Regions from separate parts of the Mus musculus genome. Here region 1 is linked to region 2. The links are chromatin loops, found by intact Hi-C in ENCODE. Cell type or tissue: gastrocnemius. All regions are shown on one strand.

The links. Hi-C counts contacts between places; a loop is a spot of excess contacts. Peaks named below come from ENCODE experiments on the same cell type or tissue, not always from the same donor. Only the 100,000 strongest peaks of a DNase experiment are listed, where the experiment ranks them.
Region 1: it touches region 2 in a loop (9-fold over the local background); 24 of 42 quality-filtered maps call a loop at or near these places.

Annotation. Positions count from the first base shown.
Region 1 is chr16:27,454,921-27,459,920 of GRCm38, reverse strand. No RefSeq gene overlaps it. Among named protein-coding and RNA genes, the nearest start is that of Gm32356, 10 kb to the left of the region's middle. In gastrocnemius, no CTCF peak of the experiment used is centred here; a DNase peak (open chromatin) is centred at 2,432.
Region 2 is chr16:27,138,146-27,143,145 of GRCm38, reverse strand. No RefSeq gene overlaps it. Among named protein-coding and RNA genes, the nearest start is that of Gmnc, 150 kb to the right of the region's middle. In gastrocnemius, CTCF peaks have their summits at 2,878 (motif pointing right) and 3,935 (motif pointing right); a DNase peak (open chromatin) is centred at 2,885.

The sequences.
Region 1 (5,000 bases), 320 kb before region 2:
AAGGGAAAGTGGGAAATATTCTTGAACACCTTGGTAGAAGAGACAATTTCCAGAACAGAACACCAACAGCTTAATCTCTTAACAACGGATAAATGGAACTTCATGAAACTGCAAAGCTTCTGCAAGGCAAAGGACACTATGGATAGGACAAAACTGCAGCCTATAGATTAGGAAAAGATCTTCTCTAGCCCTGCATCTGATAGAGGGCTAATATCCAAAATATATAAAGAACTCAAGGAGTTAGACACCAAAAACCAAATAACCTAATTTTTAAAATGGGGTACAGAGCTAAACAGAGAATTTTCAACACGGGAATCTTGAATGGCAATAAAGCACTTGAAATGTTCCACATCCTTAGTCATCAGGAAAATACAAATCAAAACAGCTCTGAGATTCCATCTTACACCCATCAGAATGGCTAAGATAAAAAACTCAAGTGACAGCAAATACTGGCAAGGATGTGGAGAAAGGGGAATATTCCTCCATTGCTGGTGGAAGTGAAAACTTATACAACCACTCTGGAAATCAATCTGGTGGTTTCTTAGAAAATTGAAAATTATTTTACCTGAAGAACAAGCTATACTACTCCTGGACATATACCCCAAAGATTCTACAGCATACCACATGCTCCACTATGTTCATAACAGCTTTATTTGTAATAGCTAGAAACTGGAAACAACCTAGATGTCCCTCAAAGGAAGAATGGATACAGAAAATGTGGTTCATTTGCCCCATGGCAAAGCAAGGGCACCATGAACTTTACAGGAAATGGATGGAACTAGAAAATATCATCCCGAGTGAGGTAACCCAGACCCAAAAGTACATACATGGTACATACTCACTTATAAGTGGTTATTAGTCATAATGTACAGGATACCCACAACACACTCTACAGGTGGAAATAAGCTAAACAAGAAGGACAGTCCAAGCCAGGATGCTTGAGTCTCACTTAGAAATGGAGATAGAATAATCATAGGAAACAGGAGGAGAGAGAACTGGGTGAGAGAGGGGATGGGTTGTGGAATAGGGGTTCGGGATCAGGTTTAGGGAGAGACAGGAGAGAGGACCAGAGGACTAGGAGAATGAATGAAAATGGCAGCTGCCATGGGTGTGGGGCCTCTCTAGGACATGCCAGAGATCTGGGTTAGGGTAGACTCCCAGGAGTCAATTTGTGTGACCTTAGCTGAGAGGCACAGCGGTGGGGATATGGAACCAGAAAGGGCCACCTGTCATAGCCAGGCATGACCCAGTGGAAGGATAAGGACACCAATCCACCCACAAAAACTTCTGCCCCCAACTTTTTCTATCTAAAAGAAATGCAGGGATTAGAGATGGAGTAGAGACTCAGGAAAAGGCTGACCAATAACTGCCCCAACTTGAGACCCATATCATGGGCAAGCACCAATCCCTGACACTTGAGTATGCTCTTAGGCTTCCAGACAGAAGGCAAGTATATCTGTCCTCTTAGAGGCTCTATCCAGCAACTGTCTGAAATAGATGCAAAAACCCAGGGCCAAATACTGGATGGAGCTTGGGGACTCTTATGAAAGAGCTGGTGGTAAGATTGAGGATCCCGGAGGGGATAGGAACTCCACAGGAACCCCAACAGAGCTAACTAATCTGGACCCTTAGGGGACTTTCAGAGACAGAGCCACTAACCAAAGAATATACAAGTGCTGTTCCAAGCCCCACTTTCTGCACATGTCAAACGTGCAACTCAATCTTCATTTTGATCCCCCTACAACTGGAGCGGGGGCCATCCCTAAAGCTGTTGCCTGTCTGTGAACTCCGTTCCCCTAACTGGGCTGCCTTGTCTGGCATGAGTGGGAGAGAATGCGCCTAACCCTGCAGAAACTGGATGTGCCAGGGTTGGTACTGAGCGAGGGACCTCGCTCTTCTCAGGGGTGAAGGGGAGATGGGAATGGGGAAGCGGCCCTGTGAAATCGGGGGCCATCGGGATATAAAGTGAATAAGTAAATAAATGAGTGGAAAAAAGGCAGTATTCACTTGTCATCAACAAATATATACCTTTGAGTTGTATTTAGTTTTTAAAAAACATTTCTGTCTTTCATTCAAGAATTTTCTGTTGCCCAAAACACGAATATACAGATTTATATTAGTATTTTTTTGCTTTGAGGTTTTATTTGAAAAATGTTTCCTTTTCACTTAAAATACTTTACCGGGATCATTTTTCCAATAAACTATAAGAGAAGATAGTGTAATGAACCCATCCACGGTGGTTGGAATACGATCATGATCTCCTACTTTTCACTCACTTTATATCCACTAGTATCTATGAGCATGTGTGAACATTTTTCTATTTCTGAAATACTACTTTATGCTTGTTAAGATTTATTTATTTTGATTTTATGTGTATGGGTGTTTTGCTTGAATGTACAAATGTGCACCACGTGCAGTGCTGTAAGTGACCAGCAGAGGGCACCAGATCCCCAGGGACGGGAGTAAACACATACTTAGCTGCAGCCTAACTCCACAGCAGTATCTCCAAGCCCTGGAATGCAATATTCAATTCTTAATTCCATCAGTTATTGAAGGTGTTTATATTTCGCTAATTATCACAAAGTTTTCTTTTCATTGGTTTGCAACTAAAACACCACTAATGTCTCTGTCCTTTCTCCATTTTCTTTACAGATATACTTGATTTGGGGGGGTGTTATTTGTTTTGTAGTTTTTCTATATTTTTTCTGAATGCAAATTTATCTTGCTGGTTTTTAGAGACTGGAAAGAGGTGTCTCAATGGAAAAAGTCCACGCTGAAAAGCACAAGTACCTGATTACAGAGCCCATCGCCCATGTGAAACGCTAGGTTGGGACATACCTCTAATCTGAGTGCTGGGGAGGTAGAGCCAGCCCTGCCTGTCTAGCCTAACAGATGAACTCTAGGTTCACTGGAATTGCTTCAAATATAAAGTGGAGGGTGATGGAAGAAGACAGGCCAAAGCAACCCCCACAGGACACGCCCCCCCATTCACATAAACACACGCAAATCTTCTCTTGCATGTGCCCCCCCCCCATTCACATAAACACACGCAAATCTTCTCTTGCATGTTTACACATCAGTAGACACTTAGGAATTGTTTTTAAACAATGTAACTTCCAGGTGGAGAAAGAGAATGTCTAGTTCGCCTGCATTTCATGTAAATGTATTGTTAAAAATTACCTTAGTCTCCTATCATCTTCATTTGGGAATTAAATACTTCCATTAAAAGTAATTAACACTTGGTGTGTGTTCATTATACTGAGGGGCAAATTTTATTTTTGTAAAACCAGAATGATTATTCAATTTGTTAACTGAATATTACTAACAAGTTTTCAAAACACTGAGTTGGTGGTCTCCAGCCCATGCTCTAGGGAATTAGTAATTATTGGAGATTGACGTGTGTGTGTGTGTGTGTGTGTGTGTGTGTGTGTGTGTGTGTGTGTGGTGATGAGGTGTGGGTGTGCTCATACCATGGTGCGTATGTGGAGGCAATGAGCAAGCCCAGATGTTGGTTCTCATATTCCACCTTTGGTTACTTTTATTTTTCCTTTTCTTTATTATTGGAAAATGTTTTCAATTTTGAACATCGTTCCCCTTTCCTAATGATCCTGTCTACCTCTCTAACCCATCCACTCTTTCTCTCTTTAAAAGACAATAAACAAAACAAATAAACACCTCCCTCCCGACATGCACAATATATGCCCCCAAAAGCAAAGAAACTAAAATACAAAAAGAAAAGTCTGGTAAGATATATGAATGGAAAAAAAAAAAAAAAAACACAATCCCAAATAAGCCAAATGAGGCCTAGTGTCTGAGTAAACACCGTTTGATTGTGGGTTGGACACTTTCCTCCAGGCCTGAGGCCTGTCCTGAGGTGTGTAATATACCCAGTGAGAACTCAACGGAGAAAACTAACTTTTCCACTGCCAGTGAGTAGCAGTACCTCATAGTTCCTTGGATAGGAATGGAAGGCGATGTCCTCTTTGTGGTCTCAGGGCTGGGACACCATCTACGCTCTCACAATCTTTCCACCACCTTTTCTTGCCTGATCCCTTAGCCTTGAGTGGAGATGTTTGATAAAGACATCTCCTCTGGTTATTGGAATAAGTGCTCCAAAGTCTCTCACTCTGCATATTGTACAGCTGTGGTTCTCTGTGTTAGTTCCCATATAATGCAAGAAAACAACTTATCTGATGACAGCTGAGTAACTCTGATCTATGGGTATAGTAGAATGTCATTACAAGACCTTGTGCTGCTATATTCTTTGACAGAATAGTGTTTGGTTTTCCCTCAGCCCATCGCCAATCTAGTCTCAGGTTCTTGACCACTTTCGTAGTGGTAGGCATTTGTCCCACCTCCTGGAGTGAAACTTCAGTCAGAAGGTGGTGGGTACTACATCACATTTGTGACTATTACACCAGTGCATCTTACATCAGCTCACTATTGGTCAGAGGGCTTGTAGCTGGACTGCCATTCTCCTCAGGTTGCATGTCATGAACACCAGTTAGCAGGAAGCTTCAAGGCAGACATCGTCTTGACTTCCTAATGTCTGATGAGATAATCTAAGTGTGAGACAGGCACTATTCACTACTACCTACACCAAGCTAGTGCACTGAAAGCTTCCAGCTATTATCCTGTCTTCGCCTCCCATTTTCAGGTAGGAGATACTAGGATTATAAACATTTAAACTTCTGTTTCCAACCTTCACTTGGTTCTTGCGACCCAAAGCAAAGTTCTCAGGTTTGCAAGGCAATTGCAATAGCTAATGAGCTATCTTCCCACACAATCTTCTTGATTGATTTGAAGATCTGTAGTATTTTCTAGGTTCATCTTGAACATTTAATACGCCCCCCCCCGCACCCCCCTCCCGCCACCCAAAAGTGACCAGCTACTCTTTTCTGAAACCTTGTTGTATTAGGCAGTATTTTATAAAACTCAAATAAGACCATGAATAGTGATTATTTCTCCTGAATCATTTGTTTGGCATTATCAGAAGTGAT
Region 2 (5,000 bases):
GAGAGAGAGAGAGAGAGAAGGAGAGAAGGAGAGAGAGAGAGAGAGAGAGAGAGAGAGAGAGAGAGAGAGAGAACTGAGAGTGGGGTACCCGTGGCACTGGCCACATATGTGGCAAAGAATAGCCTTGTTAGACATCAATGAGAGGAGAGGTCCTTGGGCCCGAGGGTGTTCAGTGCCCCAGTGTAGGGAATGCCAGGGCAGGGAGGCAAGAGTGGGTGGATGGGTGCACACCCTCATAGAGGCAGAGGGAGGGGTGTGGGATAGGAAATTCTGAAGGGGAGACCTGGAAACGGGAAAACATTTGAAATGTAAATAAAGAAAATATCCAAGAAAAAAAGAAAAAATAATTACAAAGCCTACTTCTAGTGATATACCTCCATGTCCTCCCACAAGGCTACACTTCCCATTCCTTCCCCAACAGTTCCACCAACTGCAGACCAAGAATTAAGATATATGAAACTATGGGGCAATTCAAAACACAGTAGTATTTCTCAGTTGTTTTGGCTTTATAGGTAAAAATATGTAGTTATGGGAAATTGGAGTACAGCTCAGAGGTTGAGAGTCCTTGTTGCTATTTCAGGGGATCTGCGCTACATGTTCAAAGATGTCTCTGGTGTCTTTGGACATCTATATTCATGCTTGTCTGTTCACATGTAGACACACACACAGATAGACACACACATCACACACAGAGACATTTTACACTACATGTTATTAAAAAATAGAAAAAGAGTATTATTTTTTAAATCTAGAGCAAAATATTCCAAATCCATGTTGCAAAGAAGAAGTGAGGCTCTTAAGAGATGTGCTTTCCATGGTCTTGGAATTCACAGCTTTCAAAATGAATTCATAGCAAGTAGAAACATGGGCTCAATATAATCTCAACTTGTTATAAATTTCCCAGTGTACAATATTAAGTTATAGTAACAGAAAACACTCTGCCACAGGGAGTAGTTGAATTCAAAGCTTGAGGATATTAGTACATCTTTTAAAATGATAAGTCAAGTGCTGAAAAAGTCAACTTAAGAATAAAATGAAGCCTTTGTTTTGTTGTTTCTGACAAATCACTATTTCTCTATTTCCCTTACCTCTTTCGACAGAAATAATCATTTTCAGGAAAGATTGTTTTTTTTTTTGTATGTGTCACATTTCAAAATTTTTCCTTTTATTGAAAAAACATAATTTTCTCTTATATAATGTATCCTGACTATGGTTTCACCTCCATTCCTCCCAGTTTCTTCCCATCAGCCCTCCCATCTAGATTTATTACAAAACAGACAGGTATCTAAGGGATACAAATATAAAAATATAATATTTAATATGCTGGAAGAGAAACAAACAAACAAACAGAAGGGAAATTGCCAAAGAGAAGGCACAAGAATCAGAGACCCACTCATTCCCTCACTCAGGAATCCCCTAGAAATACTAAACTGGAATTCATTTATATATGCAAACGACCTGTAGGGCAAAAGATAAAAAAGAAAAATATCTAAATAAAATAAAATAAAAATGATAGATAAAATATCTGATTAATTCCTGTTGTCTACTCATTCTGGGTTCATACGTTTTGTTTTAGAGCTTTCAAGTGTGCTGTTAAATTGCTAGTATACAATATCTCTAGTCTTCTTTATCTGAACAGACAAAAATACTTATTACTTATTTATTGGCTTTTAAAATAAATTTATTTCTTCCCTTTATAAAAATATCACCATTCCTCTCTTCCCATTAGCCCATCATGCAAGTCCTTCTCCTATTCCCCACCCCACCCCCTTCTTCTTCTTGTCACATCAAGTCTCTGTGGGATTAGGTACATCCTCTCCAACTGAGGCCAGACAAGACTGTCCATTTAGCAGTGTGTGGGGGTGGGGGTGAGGGTGGGAGTCAACAGGCAGGCAGGCAAAAGGTTCAGGCACAGCTCCTGCTCCAGTTGCATGAAGACCAATCTGCTCATCTGCTACACATGTGCGGGGGCCGAGTTCCAGCCCATGCTTGATCTTTGGTTCAGTCTCTGGGAGCCCCCAAGTATCCAGATTAGTTGATTCTGTTGGTTTTCTTGTGGAGTTCCTGCCCTCTTTAGGTCCCTCAATCTTTCTTTCAACTCTCCCACAAGACTCCCCGAGGTCAATCTAATGTTTCTGGTGTTTTTATTGCTGATAAAATCCAGCTTTAATCCGTGGTGGTCAGATGGGACACAGAGTAATAATTCAGGGTGGATTTTGTTGTTGTTGTTTTTATCTGTTGAGACTTGATTGTGTCTAAGAATGTGGTCAATTTTGAAGAAATTTCCATGAATATGTGGTGTCCTTCCATATTTCCATAGTTGAGATTTGAAGTGTATTTTGTCAGATATTAAAAATAGCTATGCTAGCTTGCTTCTTATGTTTATTTGCTTGGATATCCTATTTTTTTTAATTCTGAGGTGTTGATATCTATCCTTGATACTAAGATGTTTTTGAGGCAGAAAAGGATGGATCTTATTTTCTAATCCATTCTGTTAGTTTGTGTTTTTTTATTGAGGAGTTGAGAGGTGCTAAGAGATATCAATGAGGAGTGGGGTTTTTAAAAATAATTTTTTGTGTGTATGTACACTTGTGTGTGTGTGTGTGTTTCTCTTTCTTGATTGATGTGGTCTGGGATTATTTATTTCTGTGTTTTCTTGGATAGGGTTTCTCTGAGGAGCCTTTGTAATCCTGGAACTTGTACTGTAGGCCAGGCTGACCATGAGCTTATATATATTTCCTTGCCTCTGCCTCCCACGTGCTGGAATTAAAGGCAAGCACCACCACCTCCCAATGTGTCACATATTTTAAAACAATTATTTTATTCGTAATGATGTGCCTGGGGAGGTTTCAGTGGTGGGCATATCACTGCAGTACCCACATAATCCACAAGAGGGCAACAGATCCCAAAGAATTGGAGTTACAGGCTGTAATGAACAAATTTCTCCTGGGTTATACAAACTAGAGCCCTCTGTAAAAGCATTATTGTGTTTTTACTTATAGAACCATCGGTTCAAACCAGGTAGGTCATGCTGCCACTTGGTAAAGAGATTCCTGCCTTCTGACAGTTAAAGATGTAAATCCAAGGGAGTGATGAATCCTTCCTTCCAAGACTGCAATATTGACAGACTATGAACTGTTTTCTGATCAACAGGTTCAACATTTGTTACAGTTTGAAGGGATCTTAGAAGTGATTTAATCCTACAGATACAGGTGCAATTCTTTTCCTGTATAAGGCACATTGGGGCTGTGGATGATACACAAGAAGGCTGCATCTTACTCTCCTCTGCCTGCAGTCCTCTACACAGGATGTATTATAAGCTTTTTTTTTTCCCTTGAGAAAATTACCCCAGGGTTTTAATATGTTTAAAGAGCTATGGATCATTTACTTAGGAAAATCTATTAAAAACTAGAATCTATACAGTGAATCTAAGTATTCTTATACATCAATGACACAACTAAAACTTTATTATTTTATATCATTTCTATTAAAAACAATTGGAATTTTTAACTTACTTTATGTATTTATTTACTCATTCTTTTATAGCACTTACTACCAAAATCTAGGACCTCACAAGGCAGAGAAGTACTCTAATGACAAGCTCCTTACACTGCTACATTTTCAGATTTTTAAGATAGGGTCTCATCAAATGAAAAACAGTTCTTGGCCTTGCAATTCCCCTGCCTCAACTTCTCCCATGTCGTCAAGCCTGACTTTACGTTTACTCTGATGTGCCAAAGAGTTGGTCAGCCTTAGAAAATATGAATGATGGTTATAGGTTAGGGGATTGAAGAACTGTATGTTTTGGTTGCAGAATATCCAGTACAGGAAATGTAGGTTGGCACATTCTGAACACGAGTGTTTGTTTAGCATTGACTGTGGTGGTGTCTTCTATTGCTGCTGTTGGTTTTCTATGAACAATATGTATTAGTTCAACCACATGGTGGAGCCATTTCACAGTTATTCAAGAAAAGGAACTGAAGAGAACACCAACTAACACAATGTTTTTCCTTGTAAAGTGATTCAGCCCAGGACTGTTAATCCAATTTTCAGATAACTCACCTGACCAATGTCACTTTCAATCCCATGTCAGAGATAAAATCACCACCACTATGGAATTGCTGGTGAAGAGCTAGGGTAGGCATTTCTTATGCTGGTGGAATATGGAAAAAGAATGTAGAATGTGTTAATCAAAGTCAGATGATCTTGGTGGTAGGTAGAGAGCACACTGCAACAGTCTTTTGGGTCACTTGGCACACTGACTCCAGATGTGGAACATTTGTTATATAGATGCTGAACTGTGTGTGGCTACAATGCCTCTGAGGGAGGAGCAGTCAGAAACAATAGTTATCCCCATTTTCACGTTTTCTCACATCATGGTTAAGCCAACGAACAGGGACTGAACAAAGAGAGCATAGGGTAAATGAGCCCCAGTGTTAATGTGTTGGGGAAGTAAGTTATGAATGCCACTCTTCCCTTTCTCCTCCGAATAGATGATTCCCATTTACTTTGTCTTTTACCTTCCTATCTCTAGCCACCATCCTTCCAGAGTTGACTTTCTATCTCAAAAATACTGATAGACTGCTTCCCCACCCACAGCCGCTTGTTGATATCTCAAATGTTCAGCTGCACCATCCTGTCTCATCTTTACACAGCTGCTCATATTTTTGAAAAGAAGATGGACACTCCTCCACTACCGGTGAGAATTCAAACTTGGACAACCACTTTGGAAATCAATTTGGTGGTTTCTCAGAAAACTGGGAATAACTCTACCTCAAGATCCAGTTATACCACTCCTGAGCATATATCCAAAAGATGCTCCATCATCCCACAAGGACACTTGCTCAACTATATTCATAGCAGTTTAATTCATATTAGTCACAAATAGGAAACAACAAAATGTTCCTCAACTGAGGAATAGATAAAGAAAATGTGGTACATTTACACACTGTAATATGACTCTACTCCCCAAAACAAAGACCTCATTAAATTTGCAGGCA